Regions from separate parts of the Mus musculus genome. Here region 1 is linked to region 2. Evidence: chromatin loops called from intact Hi-C (ENCODE). Cell type or tissue: heart. All regions are shown on one strand. Each heading gives the region's core, and the rest is flanking DNA. Links, peaks and the distances in the headings are about the cores only.

The links. A loop is a pair of places that touch in the nucleus more often than their neighbours do. Peaks named below come from ENCODE experiments on the same cell type or tissue, not always from the same donor. Only the 100,000 strongest peaks of a DNase experiment are listed, where the experiment ranks them.
Region 1: a loop joins it to region 2, with 4 times the contacts of the local background. A loop is called at or near these places in 1 of 42 quality-filtered maps.

What each region holds. Positions count from the first base shown.
Region 1 is chr2:53,185,361-53,195,800 of GRCm38, forward strand. Prpf40a (pre-mRNA processing factor 40A) reads right to left here and starts at 5,894. Exons shown (of 26, transcript NM_018785.3): 1 at 5,663-5,894; 2 at 4,609-4,740. The coding sequence starts at 5,872. It overlaps Arl6ip6 (ADP-ribosylation factor-like 6 interacting protein 6), which reads left to right and starts at 6,724. Exons shown (of 4, transcript NM_022989.4): 1 at 6,724-7,162; 2 at 8,924-8,977. The coding sequence starts at 6,763. In heart, for the core only: a CTCF peak has its summit at 4,635; DNase peaks (open chromatin) are centred at 5,951 and 6,681; H3K4me3 peaks cover 2,477 bases; H3K27ac peaks cover 1,856 bases.
Region 2 is chr2:52,852,338-52,862,777 of GRCm38, forward strand. It overlaps Fmnl2 (formin-like 2), which reads left to right and starts at 5,531. Exons shown (of 27, transcript NM_172409.2): 1 at 5,531-5,922. The coding sequence starts at 5,806. In heart, for the core only: CTCF peaks have their summits at 5,335 and 6,465; DNase peaks (open chromatin) are centred at 5,414, 6,254, 6,754, 7,354 and 1 weaker place; H3K4me3 peaks cover 2,517 bases; H3K27ac peaks cover 1,959 bases.

The sequences.
Region 1 (10,440 bases), core at 2,771-6,770, 330 kb after region 2:
TTCTCCCTCCCTCTCTCTCTTTTTTTTTTCCCGAGACAGGGTTTTTCTGTGTAGCCCTGGCTGTCCTGGAACTCACTCTGTAAACCAGGCTGGCCTTGAACTCAGAAATCTGCCTGCCTCTGCCTCCCAGGTGCTGGGATTAAAGGTGTGTACCACCACTGCCTGGCTTAGATTTCTTAACCAAAACAAAACAAGACCCCAAAAAACCTCATTTATTTCATTTTATCTATTTTTGCTAAATGAGAAAACCATACGATTCCCATACTAAAAGCAGGGACAATGTAAAGTCACAAGTAACCTCTAGACACACATGTATCAGTTACTTTCTAGTGTCCATTGTAGGAAATAGTATCTACTTACTCATTTCATTCATTCAACAAGTATTACTGAGCACCCAGAATGCACCAAGAACTGTGCTCAGCACTGACAATTCTTAACAAGAACAATTCAGTTCTTGCTAAGACCTTATAATCTATTACTTGTTAGGAAAATAGCAAATCAGAAAACATTAAGGGAAAAATAAAAGAGGAAAATGTCACTAAGTGCCAAAATAAAACAGTAAAAATTCCAAACATATCAATGTGTTAAATAATTTAGAAAGGAGGTAAAGAGTGTTCAAACTGTTCGAGAAAATAATTTAAGCAAGCAAAGATGTCACGGTGATAGCGATCTTGAAAGCAAGAAGGCAAGGACAGCAGAGAAGCTTAAAGTCAAGAGCTAATATAACCATTTAAGGCACCATGAAAAGATTAGTACGAACTTGTATTAGGGAGTATAAAAACATGCATCATTGAATGTTGCTTTGATGTGTATTACAGAAGATCTTTCAAACTTAAAGCTGTGGAATTTAGACACTAGGTCACAGATATACAATACTGGGAATTCTTAAGCAAAGAAATACAATTTACTTTCTATTTTTTGATAGGTGATAGAATTAGCCTTGAAGCAAGAAAACCAGATCAAAAACAGTTTGAGTCTCCAAGGCACGGGATAGGACAACCTGGGTGCTACAGATTTGTGAGTTTGTCTTCTCAGTAATAAAGTTAAGAAAGCCAAATTCATTTCTAAGATGTAACTACTCACTAATGTAATATCAAAAAAAATTACCCCCAAAACAGGAAATTACTTAGGAAGATTTTGACTTCCAAATCAATCCATGAAAGTTTGATAAAGTCAGAAAATTGAACCATGAAGTGTTAATTAACTCTGGAAAGGAGCTCAAGACCTCATCTCATTCTTTCTATAAATCAGAGGAGAGTTACAATCAAGAACAGAGCCAGCTAGGGGCACTCTGTTGGGCAAAAGCAAAGCCAGCTGATTAAAAGTACAAAAAATTTTATGTTCTTGGTGATTTAAAAGCACATACAAAAAGAAAAGGAAAATGGAAAAGAAAATACTTTAAAGACAAAACATGTTTTATTCTGAATGGATATGGAGAAAGACAGCTTTATACACAATCATATTTTAACAGAAATTTCTACTGGAATGTTTTGAATATTGTTACTATGCAAAAAAATTTTTTCAGTAAATATTTAAGAATAAAAAAAGACCCCTCCAAAAACAGTTCCTTCTCTCACATACTATTTAAAGCTCATTTATCTGATTTATTTGTACGGTCCTTTTCAGTAGTATATTCTTTTAATTGTGTAACTGACAAGCATAATTTTCCCCAAAGATATGTGCATCAGGAGGCAATAATTTAACCTATATGATAGGTAATTGAGATAAGCCTGAAAGCAATTATGGTTAAGTTATGCTTGTTATTTCTAGGTATTTGCTAATCGATTCAGCCTGAACTGGAGAAAATGGCACTCTAGTTTATCTTATACATTAAGGGTAGAAAATCGCGAACATATCACTTCTTGAAGTAACTGGCTGCATTTTAACTTTGCAAACCCTTTTTTAACCCTAGATCATTACTGTCTAGTTTGCATACTGTTTTATAAAGAAGCTATACAATGTCTTGTCATATTCAGTAACATTTCAAAGACCACAATAATCTAGCATTTTCTTTATCTTTGGCTGGTCTAAGCCAAGTAACTTAAATGTGGGCAGTGCAGCAGATAACAGGAGGCTGAGCTGTTCCAGGATCCTGGTACATACCAAAATTCACACCTTTTTTTCCCTTGCATTAAAAAAAAAAGCCATAATATGTGCATATATGGACATCTTGTATAATTTAAATCATCTCTGGATGCTACCTAACACAATGTACATGCTATCTCTATAAGTAACTATATAGTTGTTTCACGTGTTAAATGTGACTATGACAAGGCAAAAAGTCTGCTTGTGGTCTGGAAATTGTAATTTATTTTTCATGTACTATAAGCCCATGTTAGATGAAATAATGGCCACAGAATTCTGCAGTTATAAAAGATCAACTATTTTTGAAGATTATAAAGCCCTTAGTCCCGAAAATCTAAAAGTTTTTAACAAACTTTAAAAAAGATGGATGGCAAAACTATACAGGTACCCTGCTTCTTCTCAATTATCTTCTCATTATAATTACTATTAATAATCCAGAGCATATGCAAAGAGAAGAAATGATGCAGGAAAACAATCAGTTCATCATTAAGAAAAGGTACACAGAGCTTTGAGAAAGAATCCTGGAGCCCTTAAGGATTCAGCTTAGCTTTACCATAAGCTAGGACCCATACTCTTAGGTAGGAAGTGGGCACTAGATAATGACCTAATTTTGAGAAAATAACAGCAATTTTCTTGAGACTTTCAGATCTGGTCTCCCAAAGTATTCATTATCCTCACAGAGGAAGAATGCTAAACATTTAAACAGTCAGGTGCACAGAACATATTAGACTAAAAAAAAAATTAATAATAGTAGAAAACCATGAAGCAAAAGTCAAAATATCTGAAGTGTGTAAGTATAAAGTAAACTAATTAGGAATATGGTCACTGGCACAGCTAAAGAGAAGGGGCCACAAAACAAACTGTGACCAGTGTATGCCAATTACTTAAAAAAATAAAGTAAAATCTGCACTGTACTAAAAATGAGTAGCTGGCATCTCAGGACTGCTAGTGCAACAGCACCGGGACAGCAAGGGTAAGCAGGCCAACCCCTTGCAAACTTACCTTGCCTGGCCCAATGGACACAGAAGGCCCCAGAAAAGAGAGAAGCGTCTGGCAGTAGCAAATTGTTTTATTTTATCTTTCTGTGGAAAGAAACTAATTTTAAATAAGAACCAGAGCATTAGAGAATAAATATTTTTTAAAGCTCATTATCTAGTTAGAGCAGCTCTACCAAGAAAACAAGAAGGGTTTTGTGCTGCTTAGAGATGGAAAGATACAGAAAAAGAATCAAGAGTTGTCTCTGCATATCCTAGGGAGTTTTAAAGTATTATTATTCGAGAGTAACAGAGCAAAAGAATCTTTTCTATAAGGAACTCCTGCAGGCAGAATCTTTTCAGTTTGGTGCCTTTGAATACAATTTTCTTATCCAAAATTAAGGGCTATATTCCAAATATAAAAGAAAACCACTTAACACTGAGCCATTCTACTCTTTAAAATAAAAAAAGCAAACAAACAAAAAAACACAAGTTCCTGTTTCCCCCTGTAATTTCACCAGTAACTTTAGCCTTCATTGCTCAAACCATCGTCAAACTCAATAGTACTCATTAGCAAAAGAAAATATACAACTGGCTTTCTAAAATATTCTGCTAATCAAAAATTTCATGACTTATCAAGATATTCAACTGGAATAACCCAGCCCACCTAAGAATCAGTGTATTATATAGAACCTAGCATAGGACAGAACTGTTGATGCACCTCAAGCTCTTGTCTTTCTTGACCACTTCTCTAGAAATTCTACCCGTGTTCCTGAGTCATCTTAAAACCTTTTAATCCAATCACTCCTACGAAAAAACGTCCATTTACGATTTGTGCTAGAGATTCAAGGGGCAACGCACAAGTAGGAGTATAGAAGCAATTATCATTCAAAAATTAAGTAGAAAATGAGCTACCTATTTGGCACTGTCCAGGAAAGAATTAGTAATAGAGCAGAAAATCCCTCCGCACCCCAAACAAGAGGAAGATACTCCAAGAATAAAATTCATTCTACATGAAAACCCCAAGTAACTACTATTTTTCTGATGCTAGGCTTTACACATTCACCACGATTATCTTCTGATATATATTTACTCCTAGACCATTAATAATTATAATGCCTGAAATAAAGTCACTAAGTTAAATAGATTAGATGTATACTCTCACTTTAAATTATTTGCTTGGTTTTCCAGATAGGGTTTCTCTGTCTTGGAACTCAGTCTATAGATCCAGGCTGGCCTTGAACTCAGAGATCTAACTGCCACTGCCTCCCAAGTGCTGGGATCAAAGGCGTGCGCCACCACAGCCGGCTTATTTTTTTTAAAGCTTAATTTTGTTGAGGAAGTCAGTTAATTTTTTCTCATACAGTCTTACTACATTCAAAATTTGGTTACAGACATGAGCAATGTAATGTTTTGTCTTGTTTGAAGACATTACGTGGATATAAACTAACCTTTAAAGGGCTGCAAGTACACCACTGACTTACATCTTAAATACATCTCGACACACTCAAACAAAACTAAGCAAGCCAAAGGGAAAGCGTCTTCTTACTTGTCCCATTGGAGGCCCTCCCATAGGGGGCATCATCTGTGGCATCATTCCATGAGGTACAGGAGGCATGTTTGCTCTCTGACCCATAGGGTGCATGCCCATTGGTGCATAATGCATGCCAGGATGCCCCATCTGAAAAATAATAAAAAGGGAGAGTGAGAGACAGTTAAATGCTTCTTTAAAATGTCATTTCAAAAACAACAACTAAAACCCATCAATTAAGGCACAATATTAAATCACTGTGATTAAATTACAGTATTAGCATATACTGAAGTTAATCTTAATTACACTACAGTGATTATTAGATGGGGCCTGAAAATTTACAAAATAATGGAAAAGTTAAACCCATTAGCGGATTACAACCCCTCTCCAATGACTTAACAAACTGTTAAATGACTGGTCAGACTTGGTGACTATGTATTGAATTCCAACTTAAAAAATTATTACGATGAACACAACTTCCGTCACCTTTATACACATAACCAGCTTATACTACTTAAAATTACATTCATATGGACAAGACCTAAAACAGAGTGCGGGTACCCAAGAGTACTTCACAAATGTTTTAATAGAGTTAAACTGTCCCAGACACTAACAAATTCATGCCGTTTTAGGGAGCTTAAAATATAATACTTCCATTGTTCCTGGCTTGAAACTAAGTATCCGCAGCCAATTCTCCCAACCGAATCCCCCAAGCCCTGCAAATCACCACCACTCCCGGAGAAATAAGACCGCAGCAGCCGCTCCTTAAGTCCCACAGACTTAAGTGTCCCTACTGTAAGTCAAGCCTGGGGCTCTCAGATGCACAGTCCGCCCGGGGCCCAGCACCTTCCTTCTTCCTAAGGCATCTATCTACCTAGGCCAAGACCACTGGCAAGTCCAAGGTCCCACCTATTTCTTTGTGTGTTCCCGCCCTCCATCTCTCCCCCTTGGGACGTAGCCCACCATCTGCAGCTCTCTTCCTGATATGCTCTTCTCCGTTTGGAGAGAGCTTCCTGTTTCTCTGACTCGGTTTTTCATTGTGCCGCTTTCCCCTACCCCGCCGATCCCTTACCGAGGGCCGTCTCCTCAGGAAGCCGTCAGCAGAGACCCAAGAACTGGAGCACAGGTTTGAGCCGGACAATCTCCGCTCCCCGTCCCCGGGACCCCGCGAGGGAGGTTGGCTCTCCATTTCACTCACCATGAGGCCTCCACGCTCGGCTCCAGTCCCCGGCCTCATCGTCGGGCTCAGACTGCTCCGTCGGCGGCCACTGCCGCTGCACATACCAACAAGAAGCGATCTGAGTGGCTGGCGCCCGCCGGGGCCAAAGGGTAAAGGCTGCCCTGAGCTGCGGGGCGGGATCAGCGGGGCCAATAAACTGACAGGCTTCCCTACTGTCCAATCAGAGCGCGAGACCGACAGGCAGCTCTGCGGCGATTCGCCCCCTGCCTCGCTCGGCGTCGCCTGCATGGAGGGGGGGGGAGGGGGGACGGAGGAAGTTTCTGCGTCGAGTGCTCTGCCGGGGAAACTCTACCAACTTCCCCCAGGAAAGGGGACACGGCGGGGACCCAGATTCCCGGGTTCGGGCCACCGCACCCCGTCGGGGGGTGGGGCAGTGGCGTCCAGCCCCTCGCCCTAGTTACGTTCGCCCCACAAACCTGAGGCCACCAGGGGTGGGGTGGGGGTGGGGCGGGGGAAGCGGCACCCGGCGTTAGCGGCCTAGTGCGCGCGCGCGCGGTTGCCCTGGGGAGGGGGTCGTGCCTTTGGGGGTGGGGGGGAGAAACTCGAGAGCTGCGCGCGCGCCCGGCATAGTGAAGGGCGGAGGCGCGAACTGTATCTGGCGGGGAGCGGTAAAGACAGAGATCTCTCGCCCGAGGGAGGAAGCGACTGGCGGTTAGGAAGGCGCGGAACTGCGGTCATGGGGCTCGAGAGGTGCGTGCCCACAGGACCCGAAAGGGTGGAATAAATGAGAGTGTTGTCGCGGCGGGCCATGGGCGCGCGCTCCCACGGCGCCTCCGGAAGCGGAGTCCCCGGGTAACCCGCTCTTGCACTCCCCTACGGTTCTGCGCGCGGTGGTTGGGTCCGCCGACGGCCGTCTCTGATTGGCTGTAGCCGGGGCGGGGCGTGGCGGTGGTGGACAGCCGACCTTCGCGGGACTCTCAGTCTTTCCCGCCATGTCGTTCGTGGAGAGTTGGAGGTTTGCGGGCGCGCGGAGGCGCCGTCAGGTTACCCCAGGCCCTGCGACTCGGCCCGGGTATTCCGACTACACTCAGGGGGACAGCTGGGGTGAGGGCGAAGGCGACGAAGACGAGGGATGCGACCAAGTGGCCCGCGACTTGCGGGCAGAGTTCTCAGCCAGGGCGTCGTCGGAGACCAAGAGGGCCCCGCTACTCCCCCGGGTCGGGGACGGGTCTCCGGTCCTGCCGGATAAGCGCAACGGCATCTTCCCGGCCACTGCGGCCAAGCGAACCCAGGCTCGGCGGTGGCCCATCCAAGCCCTTTCCATTCTCTGTTCGCTGCTGTTCGCCGTCCTCCTTGCTTTCCTTCTCGCCATCGCCTACATGATCGTTAAAGGTATTGAAGCCCAGGCCTTGAAAGGCTGTCCAGCGTAAAGTGCAGCCAGTACATCACACGCCCCCATTCACACTCTCCTCCCAAAGCGTTCCCTCGAGACTGCTATCGTCCCTTTTGTCTTCTCTCCCTAGATGGACGTCCTTGCTCCGTCATGAGACCCATTTAGAAAAGATCTTTGGCTAAATCTACAGTCTTTAATGCCGTAAAGGCATTGAACACTTTGAGTTGAAACAGCAGAGCCCCTTACTTTTAAAAGGATCAAAAAAGTACGTGTAAGAAAGTACTGCTGTACGTCCTAAGGCTGATGTTAAGAGACATGCTGGGTTTGCACTGTTCTCTGAACCTAGGACAAGGATCCCCACCCCCACCCCATCCCAAGTTTCTACTTTTCTCTCTCTCTCTCTCTTTCTTTCTTTTTTTCTTTTTTGAGACAGGGTTTCTCTGTATAGACCTGGCTGTCCTGGAACTCACTTTGTAGACCAAACTGGCTGGCTTTCTTTCTTTCTTTTTTTTTTTTAATATTCTTTTTTAAAAATTTTTATTAGATATTTTCTTCATTTACATTTTAAATGCTATCCTGAAAGCCCCCTATACTCCCCCCCCCCCCGCCCTCTCGCCCTGCCCCCCTACCCACCCACTCCCACTACTTGGCCCTGGCATTCCCCTGTACTGGGGTATATAAAGTTTACAAGACTAAGGGGCCTCTCTTGCCAATGATGGCCGACTAGGCCATCTTTTGATACATATGCAGCTAGAGTCAAGAACTCCGGGGTGCTGGTTAGTTCATATTGCTGTTCCACCTATAGGGTTGCAGTTCCCATTAGCTCCTTGGGTACTTTCTCTAGCTCCTCCATTGGGAGCCCTGTGATCCATCCAATAGCTGACTGTGAGCATCCACTACTGTATTTGCCATGGCCTTGATTTCTGAGTTCAGAAACCCGCCTGCTTCTGCCTCCCAAGTGCTGGGATTAAAGACACATCACCACGGCTTGGCTAAGTTTCTACTTTTATAGGCAAAAATGGTTTTTCTATTTTTCCCTTGTAATCAGGTAGAGTTATTTCAGGACAAGCCTATTCTACTGTGTCAGAAATTGACATATTGTCCAAATAGCAATGCTCAGAAAGACCCTCTTCCCCCATTTGAATTTGTTGTATGATTTAGTATTTATTGTAGTAGAAAGAGATTTTAATTCAGTTAGTGCTGACTTTGCCAATTCTTGAGAAATAGAAACATGAAAACTATTTTGTATTAAAAGGATTCAACACTCATTCTTGTGTTGCCTTTACTAATTAAAATTAAATCTCCAGTTCAGTTTTGCTTTATTTCCTCCCATTCCCTAATGGGATGCAGGTGGCCCTTCAACAGTTTTTTTTCCCACTTCAGCCATGATAGATTTGTTATTCACGTAGTTTATTTTTCTTTTGTAACATAAAGGTATATACCCATGAGTAGACGTTCATTGCAGAGGACAGTGGCATTTTGGAGAATGGAGTGAGGAACTGAAGTCAAATTCTGTTATGCCCTGAAGTTTCTTTTGTACAAATTTTCTTCAACACATCCAGGAGATAAACACTAGTCTCGTGTTTATTGCACTTGACTCTTGTAGAGCTATTTGCATGAAGGTAGTAAATCAGAAATTTAACCTAGCTCTGACTTTAGGGTCCTTTTGACATTGAACAGTGTCTTCAAAATGCCTTTGGATATTCATGTCATGAAGGAACACTAACTACTCTTCTACCTAAACCTCTTTGTATTTACAGAATTGCATGCAGAAAACTTGAAAAATGAAGATGATATACATACTGGGCTGTTAGGTATGAACTGATCATTTTATTCATCCAATCGCTTATTTTAGTTTTCCCAAATTAAGCTTAAGTTATAGAGGCTTTGGGATAAATATTTTACATATGTCATGTGTAGCTGGTTCTGTAGTGTTATTTATATGTTTGTGGTAAATGTTACTAGATTTCCTTTTTAGGTATACATTTAGATAATTTTCATAATTTTATAATGGGCCACTAATGCATGTATACAGTATTCAACGTAACTTTGCATGACATTGGTCCACTAGTTCCTTGAAGTAGTTTCTAATTGTGTTTTGGAAGAAGCTCCTTATACTACTTCAGGAATTTAAAACTAGAAACTTGCTCACAAACTTAGCCAATATAAATAGTATCCGAAACAGACTTCAGAAGAATGTCCACATGTATTTGTACGCAGTTTGTCTTGAGATACAAATTTTAAAATAAGAATTATTTGCCATTAATGTCTAGTTGAGTCAGTTAAGTTTCCATTGTCCAAAATATCATACATTATGTAGTTTATAGCTACTGAAGAGGATTATTGATGGTGTCTGTCTCTCTCGTAGATAATTTTGAAGAGTTTAGAATTTTATCTAGTGATATATTTTACTATTAAAATTCAGAATGAGGAAAACAGCTATTTTTACAACAGAACTAACTGCCAAGACAGAACCCTCTATGAGCCTCTAATCTAGTGGAGAATAAATGCTGTCAGTATCACTTAGAGACAGCATGACCATGACAGCTTTTATGTAGGAAAACATTGAATTGGGGGCAGGCTTACAATTCAGAGGATTTTTTAGTTCTTTATCATCACGGCGGGAAGCATGGCGGCATACAGGAAAATGTGGTGCTGAGAGTTCTACATCTGGGTCAGCAGGCAGCTGGAACAGTGAGGCACTGGCCTGGCTATAGCATCTGAACCTCAAACCCACTCCTAGTGACACATTTCCTCTAACAAGGACACACCTCCTAATAGTGCCACTACCTATGAGGGGAGGTGGTGGGGGGGAGCACTTTCTTTTAAACCACCACATATACCCTTTTTCTGTGATAATGTTTTATCATTTTGTATTATTTACTAGACAATTTATTACTAGTCTTTTGGCATAATGCTATTAGATCTGTTACATTAATATTTCAATGAGATACATTTAAAGTTTATCATAAAACTGCCTCAATATTTTGATAGTAGGTTGATTTTATTTTGTAGAAAAAAATAACAAGAGCACAGAAAGTACTCAACCATAAAAAGGGTTCTCTTTCTATAGACATAAAAATTTTGACCCCTGCAAATATTTTTGAATACTGATGTAGGGCTGGGGTAAGTCTCAGTAAGGTAGGAATGTAGCTACGTTAACATTTCTCATTTTGACGTGGGTAATTATCAGTCTGGTGACTTGCTTTTATTTTGTTTAAGTGCTTTTAAATTACGATTCAGCCCAAGGTTGGGTCCAAGGATATTTGCTTTTATG
Region 2 (10,440 bases), core at 4,263-8,262:
GTTCATGTTTCAAAATGAGGATGAGAGGTGAAGAAAGGAAGGTAATGGCTAGGAATGTCTCCGAGTTAAAAATTAAAAACTGTAAAAAATGTTTGAATTGAGGAAGCAAGACCAGTCCTGACCAGGGGACAAGACAAATAGACACGCTGAAGCAAAACTGCAGAACAATCAAAGACAGAGAACAGAAATCCTAAAAGGGAAAGGAGAGAGAAGACTAAACATCGATAGATTTAAAAAGTGACAACTGGCCAGGTATGGTGGCACATGCCTTTAACCCCCAGTACTTGAAGGAGAGGAGGCTGGTGGATCTCATTGAGTTGAGGCCAGCCTGGTCTAAGTAGTCACTATGCCATAGTGGCCTCTATTTCAAAACCTAATAGCAGGGAGCTGGAGAGATGGCTCAGAGGTTACAGCACTTGTTGCTCTTGGGAGGAGGACCCAGGTTCAGTTCCCAGCACCCACAAAGTGGCTTACAGCTGTCTACTAACTCCAGTCACAGAGCATGTGATACCTCCTTGGTCTGTGTGGGTACTGCAGGCATGTGCTTTACACACATGCTCGCAGGCAACACATACACACACACACACACACACACACACACACACAGAGAGAGAGAGAGAGAGAGAGAGAGAGAGAGAAACATGCAAAAAAGAATGTGTAGTCTTTCTACACATTCTGATATATCTGATATAATATCCAGCAAAGTTTTCTGGGCCTGTAGTTACCTCTGTGTAAAGATAACTACACTTTCCATACTCTAAATTAGTAATATATTGGTTTACATTGCCTGTTGCTTTTTAAAAAGGTTATTAAATATTGTCTGTGTGTCAGTGGGCTTTGAACTTTGTGAACCTATCTTCTTGGATCGGTGTTGGTTTTTACTTTGTAGCCCAAGCTGGTTTCCAGCTCTGTGTAATGACGATGTTCTTGAACTCTTGATCCTCCTGCCTTTACCTCCCCAGGACTGGGATCACGGGTGCACGCCATCACCCCTGGTTGGTAGTCAGTGTTCTTCAAGGAATGAACATATCCATTCAATTCACATTTAAACCTCATTCAGAGAAAGCTGTTGCGAGCATCCACTGAGTATCCCTCCCAGCACGTACAGAATTTGGAATGCTAAACCTCTCTGCTGTTTGCAATACTAGATACTTGTGCTATTTTTATTAAGTATGCCAAACATGGGGAGGGGTCTAAAATGAGTTGTTAGCCACTCATACCAATCCCCTCTCCAGGCTTGCTGTTAGAATTTTAGATGCTCTCCAGATGAGGAATGTTTCTGGCCTGAGTTTCTTCATCTTTCTCCACCAGCCTTTTCTGTTTCTGGGAGTGGTCATGTGGCCCAACATGGAGCATGAGGATTCATGGGCACTTTGCTACTTCGTATTTCTCTGTGATCCTTTGTTTTACAGAAAAAAGAAGTAACTTCGCTGGCACTGGGACTTGTCCCTCCTTTCTGCCGCTAACACAGGTAGACCTCTGTAGAACACTGTACCACACTCGCAGTCATCTTGAAAGCACACAGGATCGTTTAGTTCCGAGGACCCTCAGTAGGTGGCTCACAACCACCTGTGGCTGCAGTTCCAGGGGGTCTAGCATCCTCTTCTGGCCTCTGAGGGCACCTGCATGTGCATATGCATACACTTACACACACTCAAAAACACACACACACACACACACACACACACACACACACTCCAATAGGAACGTTTCCTTTATGCTTTTTTTTTTTTTGTTTGTTTGTTTTTCAGCACAAGGTTTCTCTGTGTAGCCTCGGCTGTCCTGGAACCCACTCTGTAGACCAGGCTGGCCTCGAACACAGAAATCCGCCTGCCTCTGCCTCCCAAGTGCTGGGATTAAAGGCATGTGCCACCACCTCCCGGCTCCTTTATGCAATTCTTAAATGCAAGTGTCTCCTATTTCTTTATGTAATTCTTAAAACAAAAATTCCTGAGCTACTGATGGACACTTCCACAGGAATTGTATGATCTTATGGGGGGGTTGGAATTGCTCTTAGTGCTCGCTATAAATAACCAAAAGCCAGAGATGGCAAACCTTGACGTAGCAGAAAGTACTTTGGGTTCATGGATGTGCACATTTTGTCCTTGGCTCCTCTTAGAGTAAGAGCTCATGAGAAGAGACTAGACGTGATAAGACAGAGGGGAAGGGAAAGGTCTTGGGTCCTGGCAGAAATATGGCCCGAGGAAGTCATAATGTAATAAAAAGGCTTTCTCGACTGTAGAAACAAATTCCAGCCTTCCCATGCAGATGGGCAGCTCTCTGGGTGGGCAGAGTCTGGGAATCAGTCAGACCCAGGATCTATGTCCAGGAATCCCAAATAAAATACAACCCTTTGTGGGTTAGAATTGCCTCACCTGGCCTGAACTGTTTCCTGCTCCTGTTCGTTAGTGTAGGATACACAAGTGTTCCTCATTTCCTCGCTTGTGTCAACAGCTCACTTGCCATTAATTGGAGACAATACTTCAGAAATACAGATTGCACTTGTTGAGAATTTAAAGTCTGATTTTTTTTTTAAATAGTCTCTTTAAAAATGTTAGAAGTGGAGGCTGGAGAGTTGGTTTACTGGTTAAGAACGCTTGTCATTCTTGCAGGTTCCTGAGCTTGGTTAGCAGCACCCGCATAAGGGATTACCACCGCCTGGAACTCCAGTTCCAGGAGATCTGACACTCTCTGTTACCACCGAGGGCACCAGGCCTGAATGTGGTACACATACCTATGTGCAGGCAAAACGCTCATATACGTAAAATAATAATAATACTAATAAGGTCTAAACAAAAGGAAGTGTGTGTGTTGGGGGAGAGAGAGAGCAAGTGAGATATACTGGAGGTAAGGGTGCTGGCCTCTAAGCTGGATAACTTGGGCTCTATCTCTGTAACCTATGTGGTGGATAGACTATATATATACATATATACACACACATATATATATACAAACATACATACATACACACATATATATGTATACATACATACATATATACATATGCATATAGGTACTATAGCTGGGCAAATAGATTCTAACCTGACAATACTGGCCTGGTCTCCATTCCACCATGTGGCCTGTTACCTGTCCATTGTAATCTTGTCCTGGCACCTGCTTCTTCATCCAGTCTGGCTGGCCCTCTGGGCTCCAGAGACCCTCTCTTTCAGCCTGGAAGTCCCACCTTAACTCTCCAGCCCAACTATTGGCCCTTCAGCTCTCTATTTGACCAATTAGAAGGTGAGGGAGAATGATGACTACAAAATATTCAGGCAGAATATGCTTGATAACAATGACAATACCCAAGTCCCGCCTGTAGTCAGATCTCTGCAGGCACAGAAACCAGCATTTGAATAATACGAGGATAATATTTATACAATGCACAAAAACATCACTCCAACAAGAAGTAGTTTATTTAACAGGACATACTAAATATATTTATGAAGATTTCCTCCATATGTTAGTGTGTCAAAAGTCATGGTAGTTACTTACCTTTGAGGTGTTTTCCATCTCTTATCTTTCTCTATCTCTTTATCTCTACGGAAGGAGATTAGTTCTGGAGGATAGCCTCGTGTGAGCTTTGAAGGCTGAGAAGTCACATGGTTTGCCTCCTCAAGTTAGAGGCCAGGGAAGCTGGTGATGGGTTCCAGTTAAAATTAAAAGCCCTAGGAGCCAATGATGTAAGTCTTGGTCCAGGTTCAAAGATCCAGAAAGAGGAGCACCAATTCCTGAAAGCAGTAAAAGGTGATGTCCCCAGCAGAGCAGAGAACAAACTTACCCTTCCCCCATCTTTCTCTTCTATTCATGGCCTCAGCAGAAAGGGTGCTGCCCTCTGCACTGATGAAGTTGAATTTGTTTACTAAGACTATTGGATTAAATACACACGCTCCAAAATATTATTTCTTTCTTTTTATCAGTTTTCTGGGCATCATTTAGTCCAGTCTACTTAATTAAAATAAACATAGTATCAACCATCATAAGTAGGAAGGCATGGATGGAAAGTACTGAGGTCAATAAAATGTCGAGGATTATGGTGATGACAGTGATACAGAGCCACACTGACTGTTACTCCAAGTTCTTTATCTGAACAGTACAGATCTATTGAAATCTCATCCAACCCTGTAAGAAAGGCGTCAATGCCATTATGACTTTCTTAGATGATGAAATTAGGGCACGAAAAGTTAAGCAAGGGCCATGAGACCAGGCATTCATAGCTACTAAGGAAAAGTTGGGGCTCTTGATATATCCGGGTAGGATGCAATTTACTTGCTTTCTTAAGAAGATAGCCCAGGGTTGGAGAGATGAGTACTGGCTGCTCTTCTAAAGGACCTGGGTTCAATTCCCAACCCCCAGGCAGATCACGTCTGTCTGTAGCTCGAGTTCTAGGGAATCCTGATGCCCTCATATAGATACACATGCAGGAAGAACACTAATTAATGCCTCTGAAATAAAATAAACAAAACAAAATAAGACGATAGCCTAAGCTGCAAAGAGTACCACAGCTTCTTGGGCTCCATCTCTCAGCTCAGGGAAATTCTGGTGCCAGGCAGAACTCATGGTATGAGTAGCTTTAATCAAAAGTTCTACATGGGCTTGAAATCTACAGCAAGGGCAGCTGGCTAAAGTCACGTATAACAGTGCATTTCCAAGCCCTCATAACATCTAGTTAAGTTCAGAGGGACAGAGTTGAGCCTAATATTCTCTGTGAAACACTTGGGGCAAATCTGCTTTGGAAGCAGGATGGGTGCAGTCAACGACCACCCTCATGCAAAATAGTTATTTGTGTAAACTGTCTTCCTTACTAGATTTGAAAGCATTGCAGGGCTGAGTGTCTCAGCCTATGAAATCGTAACTCCCGTCATAGGTCTTTGACAGTTATTTTCTTTGAATTGTCTATTGTGGATTGAATTCTTGTAAAAACTCACACATACTATAAACCCCACATTTGCTTATAAAACATCCAGTTAGATCAAAGACCATGCAACATAGATGCCGAAGAACCCGTACCACGTCTCCACCTGTAGTTCGTGAAGTTGGGCATTGCCAATACCCGGGGTGGGGGTCTCCTATTCAACTAGATTCTCTCACAGGGTTATACTCTTCTGAAACTTAAATCACGCGTTTCATGATTGACTGGAGTCATTCACTCATTCTTCAAACGTGCTGAAGTGTCAGATTTTACGTAGGCGAGGCAGGTCTTCAAACTGTCGGAGTGAGGGAGGTCGAGATAAAAGTGACTAAAGCCACCTTTCACGGCGTCCAGCTTGTTTTTGCTGCAAGCACCCCAACTACAGCGCGGCCCTCCAGGAGCGCGCGCGGTTTCTGCGCGTGGCCGGTTTGGGCCGAAACTACGCGTCCCGGCAGTCCGCGGGGCGGGTGGGCGGAGCCGGGCCGGGGGCGGGGGCCGAGAGGGGGCATTGTGTCGGCCAGCCGTGCGCGAACGTCCGCTCGCTGTGGGGCCGGGGCTGAGGTGTCAGCGCCGCTGCGGCCGGGGCGAGAGGCGGACGAGCAGGAGCGCGCAAGCGGCCGCGGGTGCCGGCGGGGGCGGCGGGAGCACCATGCGGATCGGCGCCCAGCGCCCTGCAGACCCCTCGCGAGGCAGAGAGGCCGGGGCGGCGCCGGGGCGGCGGGGAGCATGAGGACGGCCGGGGACCGGCTGGGTTCGGAGCTCTGCTAGGAAGCGGCGTGCGCTGAGCACTAACCGGGACGCGGCGGAGGGCGGGAGCCAAGCGCCCGGGGCTGTGGGCATTTTGGACGCGGACGCAAGGGGCCCGGAGCCAGCCGGGGCTCCGGCACGCAGCCGACATGGGCAACGCGGGGAGCATGGACTCGCAGCAGACCGATTTCAAGGCGCACAACGTGCCATTGAAGCTGCCGATGCCCGAGCCAGGTGAACTGGAGGAGCGCTTTGCCATCGTGCTGGTGAGTGAGTCCGCTGCGGCCGGGCGCGGGGCCCCCGTGGGGCAGGCGGCGCAGATGACCCGGCTCCTCCGGTCCCAAGGGCGAGGCTCACACCTTCCCCATTGTGGGCTCCCAGCCTCGCTTCTCTCAGCCTCCGTCCTTGCGCTCTCCAGGGGTCCTCGGATGGGGAGAGGAGCTCGGGCCGGGCTACCCCGGCGGCCACGAACCCATTGTCTGGCGGGAGCAGCACCTCGCAGCGCGTGTGCCGGGAGGTGCAGAGTGGGTGTGAAGGGAAGGTGGCTGGCCGGGGAGGAGTGAGGGACGGGCCGCTAAAGCTTTTTGTTTAAAGAATGAAAAGCAACCGGCAGACCCCGACCCTCTGCGTAGCATCCCCCGGACGCGCAGCTCTGGGCCTTGCGGGGTCTGCTGCAGACGCGCGCAGGTGGCTGGCCGCAGGCGCCGCGCCCGCACTCGGTCGGCCGAACTTGGAGGGTGGACCTCGCGGCTGGGCAGATGGACAGCTCCCCAGAAAGAGAAAGAGGAGGCCGGCAGCTGAGTGGCGCCGTGGTCCCTCCGCGAGGGGGAGGCATCTGAAACCCAGACGCGGGTGGGGAAGGCGGGGGGTGGGGGAGAAGCGCCCCGGGCAGGGGAGAACCTCAGTGTGTTCCCTTTGGTCTTAAATCTTAAACCACAAAAATGTGCAGTTTGGCTGGGACGTGTTAAGAGCCGTCCTGACTTCACGGACGACCCCAGTTCCTTCAGTCGAGTCCATGGCTCCCTCCCGCATTCCGCATCACTCAGCCTTCCCGTTCCAGCTTCTCAATCAAAGACTGGAATCCTCTCTCTCCGTTTCCTTTTGGGACTAAGTTTCTGGGCTCTTCCCACCCGGAGTCTGCCTTGCTGTGAGCTCAAAAGGGTGTGACGCCTTTTCCCTTGCCCCAGAGAGCGTCCCAAGTGCAGTTGGTTCCTGGTTTCTCAAGTTTTAAGATTCCACCTTCTCTTAAGGGGATGATGGGAAGGAAATGAGGCTGGGGGGTGGGGTGGGCGGACTCCTGGTCTGAGACTTGACACTCTGCTTCCCCCTTTTTCTAAATCCATGCAAGACAAGGCAGCCAGAGCCAGAGGAACTTGTGATGGAGCTGCCAACTCCTGTGTCTACCTGAGAGAATTTTGGCATGTAACTTAAGAACTTTGGGAGAGGTCTCAAGCCCTGGATCAAAAGTTGGTTTTCTGAGATTTGAATGTTGAGTGGGACATTGAAGCTGCCTTTCTTCATCCCTTGAAAGGAGGTTGCTTTGGTACTGGGACCGTGCTCTGTCTGGATGGCAGGTCGGCTCTGTGTGATCAGGGAGCACGGAGGCTGCAGCTCTTTGCAGCCCTTTTAGGCCCCCTGGAAGTTGCTGTGAACATGGGGGGAAAAGATGTGGCTGCCTATTTTGCTTTGCATGGCCTGTGATCTCCCACAGCTGCTCCCACGTTATGCAAGATGGGACGCTGTGAAATGAAACAGCCCAAGCTTAATTACTTCTCAAGGCAGTCTGGTGCACACTTGACCCGTCTTTCCAGAGACAAACGGTGTTTCTTGAAAACAAAAACAAAACAACAGACAAACAAACAAAACACACCAAAAAAAACCTGTTCCTGACAGACATAGCTGCAACTTTCTGGCTCTGGGTTTTCTGTTTTTACCCTTCATCGTGTGGTGTGGTGTTATCTGTCTGTCTGTCGGCCTGTCTGTGTGTGTGTGTGTGTGTGTGTGTGTGTGTGTGTGTGTGAGAGAGAGAGAGAGAGAGAGAGAGAGAGAGAGAGAGAGAGAGAGGGGGGTTGGGCAGCCAGTGGCACAAGGAGGTTGCCGCAGCCATGCTAATAACAATAATGCAATTAAGTTCTACTCAACTGGGAGAGCATTTTTTGCATGAGCTTTCAGTTACTCTGCTGATTAATAACACATGGTATGAATTAATCTTTAGGAAAATAATGCCCCTTCATTAAAATGGTGGATTTGTGCTCCCATTGAGTCTAGCGGGTCACAAAGTGAGTCTGTAGGCTTTTATGATTGTAAATCCTGGGCTCCTTGGGGGTGTCCGATGTTTGCTGTGGCTACTTTCACTCCATGGAGTGGCCCGCTGTTAGCTGGAAGCAATTGTTTTGCAAGCTGTTTAAGAGAATACTGAGTTTCTCAAACAAGAAACAAAAGCACAACATATGCTGACCTTTTTTGAGTAGTTCCAAGGCTTTTGGCATCCTTGCAGATAGGGATTCACTGTTGCTGTTTAGGTTCTCATCTGAGCTCTACTTGCTGTTATTGCCTGAAACAATTTAAAGGAAACCCTCCCAGCTAGCTAGTTAGTCGCCCTGCTGATTCCGCCTGTGCCTTCCCCCTCGGGCTGTTTACTCAGAGTTTACTACGTTGGTTTTCTTTCGTTTTCAGGAGTTGCTGGAGGCATCAGGAATATGTAATTTTGGAGATAAGGCTTGAAGGACAAGATTTAGGAGGGAGATTTTGTTAGATAGCCTTATACACATGGATGGACACACACACACACACACACACACACACACACACACGCGAGCCTCTGTGTGTGTGTGTGTTTGATTTTTTTTTTTCCATTCTCGAGGAATGATAACCAGGTTGACATTACTACTGTGAGGTCCCTTTCCACCTCTGCCTTGCTCTGTGCCCAAGCTGGCCTCAAACTTGCTACCTTAGCCTCCTGAGTGCTGAGCTTATAGACAGATGTGTGTGCCACCACGCCAGATCTAGTTCGTTTTCTTATGTAATAAAGGCCACAAGGGATTTTAGGAGGAAAACTAGATTTATACTGTGCAGAAAAGTGTACAAACGCCTCATTGTAAGTATGACTTACATAAATAATTAACGAGCTGTTTCAGGCTAGGAAAACAATTCCTCTCAACCTCCAGCTCCAGAATACTTAAAACCTTTGGTGTAGAGTAAATAAAAATTAAAGTGACAGGAGACCATCTTATTTCACAGAGGATATAAATCTACCCAGTGGCCACACCCTTTACCCAGCAGCTTAGATGGGACAAGTTGTATACATCTAAGAAACTATTGTATCTGAATGGGGAAAAGAGAGGAGAGAGCACAGACCAACCACTGAATTAAGATCAGAAGGCGTACATTTCAAAACTTTTCATAAATAACTAATATTGAAGTCTGGATCCACATTTTAAGAATTTAATTCTTGTAAAGAAAGTGTCTCCCTCTCTGGGCTTTTATTCAGGATTGCCATCACAGTAGTTGCAAAGTTATGTTTAAAGAAAAGGACTGACTCAATCAATGTTTATGTGAATTGTTGTATCTCTATATCTACCTTTCTGGTGGACATTAGATGGAATGTATCTTCAGTGCAAGTGTGTCTTACCTACTTCAGTCTTTGGTGTGCTTGTATATATTTATAGGTAACATCAGACTGTCTTACTTAGCCTCACACACTTATGATTACATGTCAATGTGACTTTCTGCTGTATTTATTCAGCATTATCTAGTCCTTGGGGGTCACACACAAGCAAGCCCTTTATCCTTCATATTCAAATATGACAATGTGAAAGCAGCTCTTAGTGGGTGTTGTGTGTAGTGGTGGTCTTCAGTCCAAGAGCACCACGTTTCCATTAGGCACCCCGTAATATTGTTTGCTTTCAACTGTCAGTCACTGCTTACAAATGTAGAATGTACGTCATCTGGCACCTTTGTCGATGCACTTGTCGCTGTCTTAAGGATTCTTTGAACTTCAGGGAAAAGGGTGACTTGAGTAGATGCTTGAATTTCTATAGTATCTCACAGCTCTGTGAGCAGATAGCCCATGAAAGAGGATGCAGTCATGGTTTAGGGGAATCTCGCAGTTGAAACTGGGGACTGCTTTAGTTTCAGGTTCATTTGAGTCAGTTTCCTTTCCTTTTTCTCCCTCCTGAGAGTGAGTGGGTTGAGTCACTTAGCTCAGGAAGGAGTTGGGAGCACTCTTGAGTCCCTCCTGTACCCAAACATTCCTCAGGCTGACACACTGTGCCTTGCAGTCTGGCCATCCACAGCACTAGAGCTGTGTAAATACTGATCGCCTGGATTGCTGGAGGTTGTGGTTATGAAGTCGCCCACCTGGGATTTTGGATGCCTTCCTTTTTCCATTAGGATTTCTCAGATCAGCAGCTGGGGGAGAAAAGGGCCTGGGAATAGCAGTGAGCACAAAAACAAAAGCCAGAACAAACCTAGAACCTGCTAAGTGCCAGTTTCACCCTGTAGCCAGTTGGCAGTAGGTCTTGATCAGTGACCATGGTGAGGTGCATCTGAGGCCGCCCTTTAGGTGCCTGGCATCTGCTCCCCTTTTTGAATGTCCAGGCATGGAGATAAAACCTTAATTGGACCAACACTGTATCCCTCTGGTTTTCTTCCATCGTGCTTGGAAAACGCAGGGGAGAGCCAACTGTCACTTGGATGCATGCGCGCACTTCTGCGAAGGGGATGGACAAGGTCAGGTTGCTACAGTTTAGTTGGTTTCCCACTTTAAGATGCTGGTGAGGTCT